2 separate regions of the Homo sapiens genome follow, and region 1 is linked to region 2. The links are chromatin loops, found by intact Hi-C in ENCODE. Cell type or tissue: chondrocyte. All regions are shown on one strand. Region 1 overlaps TAMM41 (TAM41 mitochondrial translocator assembly and maintenance homolog). Region 2 overlaps VGLL4 (vestigial like family member 4).

Region 1 (2,500 bases), 270 kb before region 2:
TAGAATAAAGGTCCACAAAGGTATTGAAAATTGGAAGCAGGGCTGGGTGCAGTGACTCATGCCTGTAATCCCAGCACTTTGGGAGGCTGAGGCAGACAGATCACTTGAGGCCAAGAGTTCGAGAACAGCCTGGACAACATGGCAAAACCCCATCTCTACTAAAAATACAATAATTAACTGGGCGTTGCGGCATGCACCTGTAATCCCAGCTACTCGGGAGGCTGAGGCAGGAGAATCGCTGGAACTTGGGAGGCAGAGGTGAGCCAAGATCGTGCCATTGCACTCCGCACTCCAGCCTAGGTGACGCAGCGAGACCCAGTCTCAAAAAAAAAAAAAAAAAGGAAAAGGAATATTGGAAGCAGAGTAGTACTGCTGGGAAGAACTCAGTGTTTCAGAATCTAACAGATGTAGGGTTAGAATCCCAGCTCTGATGCTTCCTAATGTTGTGACCCTGCACCACTGACAGTCTCCCTAAGCCTCGGGGTGTTTTCATCTGTAGATGAGTCTGATGGCGCTGACCTCAGAGGGTTCTGAAATGCCTGGTACTTAGTAGACACTCAGAAAATGGTCTTTGCCTTCTCTCTGTGCCTTTGCTTATCTCAGTTATTTTGAGATAGAAATGAAATTGAATGTTAAAATGTTGTATTGTTCTTTGTATTATACTTTATGCTTAGAATGTTTCAAAATTTTAAAAAAGGCTTTAGAAAGCTGAAATGCCATGAAATCTCAGAATGTAAGCACTGGAAATGAGCTCAGGTTTTATCTAACTGTTATATCCTTATAAAACAAAAACAGCAATTCAAGACAAGTAGTAGCACCCATGCTCATTTCATGCAAAACTCTGCATTTCTCAGCTGACTTGGAGAAGAAAATGTTACTGATAGCAATGATTATTTTCTAAGGCTTTTAATGCTTCTAGCACAAGAAAATTAGGGTATCATAAAGTCATTTGAAAGTGATGAACATATTTTTTTTTTAATTGAGAATGATAAATGGGCAAATTAACTCTCTCTTCTACCTTGCTCCCAATTTTCAACATGTGGAAATCACTGTTAACCAGAATGATGATTTTTAAACAAACTATCTGTGCCTCTAGGTGGCAGCAAATATTAATCAGACTTGAACAAATCTAATGAAAAGAGGGTGGTAGTATCTTGGACAAGAAAGTTGGGTAAATATCTTAAGAAAGAATTATGAGAATATGAGTATGAATTCTTTATCTTTGTGTTTTAAAAGGAATCACATTAAATTACATTGTCTAAAGCCCCAGAATTGTCTTGCATCTTGCAAATTGAAATAGAATTCCTCAATCACTAGTAATTCAAGTCTTTAAAAGGGATATAGGCCGAGTGCGGTGGCTCATGCCTATAATCCTAGCACTTTGGGAGGCTGAGGTAGGGGGATCACCTGAGGTCAGGAGTTCGAGACCAGCCTGGCCAACATGGTGAAACCCCGTCTCTACTAAAAAATGCAAAAATTAGCCAGGCGAGGTGGTGCGCACCTGTAATCCCAGCTACTAGGGAGGCTGAGGCAGGAGAATCACTTGAACCCAGGAGGTGGAGGTTGCAGTGAGTCAAGATCATGCCACTGCACTCCAAGCTGGATGACAGAGCAAGACCATGTCTCCAAATATATATATTTGAGTATCTTGCTTAAAAAGATGGACTTTCTGGGAAAAGTTGAGTGTAAATTAAATTTTTATCATACTTTACCATTAACTTATCTCATAATTGATGGAATACCCTATTTTTATTTCCAGTACAACCTTAAGTTTCTGAGTTTACTAATATTTTCCCAAGTAAAAAATCATGGAATTTAAAGTGTTTAATATAGCATTGTGACCAAACTTTTTTTAAGCCAAGAAACCTCTAAAGTAATAATTAATAGTTATTTCCTTAGTTAACATAATTTTGGATTTTTGTATTTTACATTGTTTTTAGTGTATAAATAATTGTGCTTGAGTTTTTAAGACATTTATATTGACATGCAGTGGTTTTTTTGCCACCTTGTTAAGAGGATTTTGATTTAATGTATTCATTGCAATATATTTTGCCTTTTAGTAATGTAGCTTTATTTTATTTTAATTTTATTTTTGAGACAGAGTGTTGCTTTGTCACCCAGGCTGAAGTGGAGTGGCATGAACACAATTTACTCGACCTCCCGGGCTCAACCAATCCTCCCATCTCAGCCTCCTGAGTAGCCGGAACTATAGGCACGTGCCACCATGCCCAGCTAATTTTTGTATTTTTTTGTGAAGATGGGGTTTTGCCATGTTGCCCAGACTGGTCTTGAACTCCTGGGCTGAAGGGATCCACCTGCCTCAACCTCTCAAAGTGCTAGGATTACAGGCATGAGCCCCCTTGTCTGGCCTATTTTTTAATAACAGCTTTATTGAGATAAAATTCGCATACCACACAGCTCAACCATTTAAAGAGTACAATTCAATGATTTTTACTATATTCAGAGTTCAACTATCACCATATTGCAGCTTTGTTGATTA
Region 2 (2,500 bases):
ATGTGCTAGCAATCTTATTTATTTAAAGACAGGGTCTTGCTCTGTCACCCAGGCTAAAGTGCAGTGGCGTGACCATGGCTCACTGTAGCCTCCACCTCCTGGGCCCAGGTGATCCTCCCACTTCAGCCTCCAAGTAGCTGGGACCACAGGTGCACGTCACCATGCCCAGCCAGCAGTCTCATTATGATGTGTTAAGACTGTGTGAACGACTGGCTGTCCTGCCAGTTCTCAGATGTCGGATTCTCCTGTAACTGCTGCGGTGGGAGAGAGAGGACGAAAGGGCTGGAGATGGGGCTGTGTCCCGGCCCACTCACTGGCCCTGTGCCGGCCCCTCCTCCTTTGAATCTCTTGTCTCCACCTGGACTCTGGTGCTTGGGGGATGTCTCTGCATAGCCTTCATTCTACTCCTGCCAGGCAACGCCTGGCATGGGGACGGGCTGCTTTGCCGCCTCAGGATGTTGGTTTTTGGGAGGCCAGGGCCCAAGGCTGCCCTGGGCCTCATCTCTTTCACTGGGTGGGAGCACCTGCCATGCCATGGTGCTCAGGGGCCTTTGGGGACCCCAGAATGTATCCTCAAAATGTCTTGTACCCATACCCCCTCCCCAGGCAGAGGAACTCAGACTCAGATCAGTGTAGCTTGTGGCAGTCCACGGTGAATGAAGCCCAGCGCAGGCTCAGAACGTCAGGTGATGGGGCTAAGGGCTAAGCATCCCAAAGCACGTTTGTTGGAGGGTGGGAAACTCATTTTAATGAGTATCAAATAGACGCAGTGCACTTCTTTCACGTGATGGATTCTTTCAATGTCACTGCTTGGAATCTGGTTTACTTTTCCCCAGATGTTATGGACATTCTTGGTTTCTTAGCTTAGAGAGCGTGTGGCTTTCAGTACTCAGAAAGCTCTGTCCTGGATGATGGTGTTGTAGGCCTCTCTTTCCCTCCCTCCTCTTTCCATCTTTCTCTCCGTGGGCAGCTGGCAGTGGAAGTGCCCGCCTAGGATGGGGATGAGGCCCGGGGCGGGGCCGGGTGCCGTGCAGCCTCAGCGGCTCTGATAGGCCTGGCACGGAGCCACTCAGAGTCCTTTGGGTGTTCGCGGGGATGCCGTGGGCTCTCTCGGGCACAGTCCTGACCAGGAGCGGAGGCGACTTCCATCTCCCGGGCAGGATGCGTGCGGTTTTCTGCCGTCCCCGGGAGCACATGACGCCTGGGAAGCAGTGGCCGGGAGGTGATTCATCCGGGCGAGCGGGGCCTGGAAAACAATGTCTGTCTTGAAGCTCCGGGAACCAGGAAAATGAGCTGGAAATGTGAGTAATGTATAATTTTACTAAAATTAACCAGCCAGTTCTCCAGGCCTTTTCTCGCTGTTTTCAGTGTCTTTGTCTGACCCATAGTGCCCACTGTGCTGTGTTCCACGGACTGTCTTTCCAGTTAGTGGGCCTGGAAGTCCCCTTCTCCCTGCTGCCCTGCGTAGGGTGGGCGCACAGTGGGGCTGTGGGAGCATAGATGGCAGATTTAGGTGCAGGGCTGCCCCGTCCTTACCTCTGCCCTGGCAGCTGGCGGCCCTGGCACCCCTTTCCTCTGTGATGTGGTCTCATAGTCATGCTTGGATTTCCTAAGGCGCAGCTGAGTCATCTGCGTGACTGTGCCGTGCCCCTAGGACATAAGGTGCGAGGGGTGGGCAGTGCCTTATGTACCACGACTTTGGCTTTGGACATGGGCAGACGCCTGACCTTTAGTCTGCTCCTCCATGCCACCCGGGGGTGTCTTTATCCTTGCCCGGATCCAGAGCTGTCACTTGGGAGCTGCAGCCCCTCCCGGGCCTTTCTGTCCCTGCTAGATTGTAAGCCCATGAGAAGGCAGGGCTGTAACCCTGCAGTTCTGGAACCTCCACAGAACAGGGACTTAACTAGCGCTGGTTGAGTAAACAGACGTCTAAATTCGGAGGCAGACTGTGTCTGAGGCTCTCCTGAATCTGGGACATGAGCCCCCAGGTCTATGCACTTCATGAAGTGGCCCGTGGAAGCATCACCTGGGGTGGAGAGAAGCCATTCACTCATGTTGTTAACAATAAAATTGTATCTTTATCTGAATTTAGAAGGGAGCGGGACACTGAAGATGAGGATGTGTGGTGACACTGATGAACTGAGTATTCAGGAACCAAGTCCCGTTTAGGTAGAAGCCAGCAGATCTCAGGACTGCTTGGCCTGACGTCCGTTCCGCGGAAGGTCTTCTGGTGACATCGGTGTCTGGGATCATAACCCTTGAGGCATTCATTGCAGAAACCTGTGCTGTCTTCTGAATCGCCACAGACAGATGACATTATGGACAGGCTGGTTTCAGTATTAAGGTTTTTAGTATTTTAACGTTTTGAAAATCGCCAGGATGTGTGTGGCGTGGATGGAACCTACTATCTAGACTCTGCCAGAACATTCTCTTCCATGATTGTCTTAATGGGCTGAACATTTAATCCTTAATTGCTTTTAAGATATTCTGTATCATCAGC

Evidence for each region. Hi-C counts contacts between places; a loop is a spot of excess contacts. Peaks named below come from ENCODE experiments on the same cell type or tissue, not always from the same donor. Only the 100,000 strongest peaks of a DNase experiment are listed, where the experiment ranks them.
Region 1: a loop joins it to region 2, with 2.7 times the contacts of the local background. A loop is called at or near these places in 1 of 110 quality-filtered maps.

What each region holds. Positions count from the first base shown.
Region 1 is chr3:11,833,831-11,836,330 of GRCh38, reverse strand. All of the region lies in intron 3 of TAMM41 (TAM41 mitochondrial translocator assembly and maintenance homolog), which reads left to right. Among named protein-coding and RNA genes, the nearest start is that of TAMM41, 12 kb to the left of the region's middle. In chondrocyte, CTCF peaks have their summits at 894 and 1,095 (motif pointing right); no DNase peak of the experiment used is centred here.
Region 2 is chr3:11,567,406-11,569,905 of GRCh38, reverse strand. All of the region lies in intron 2 of VGLL4 (vestigial like family member 4), which reads left to right. It also overlaps a transcript of ATG7 not described here. Among named protein-coding and RNA genes, the nearest start is that of VGLL4, 75 kb to the left of the region's middle. In chondrocyte, no CTCF peak of the experiment used is centred here; a DNase peak (open chromatin) is centred at 1,153.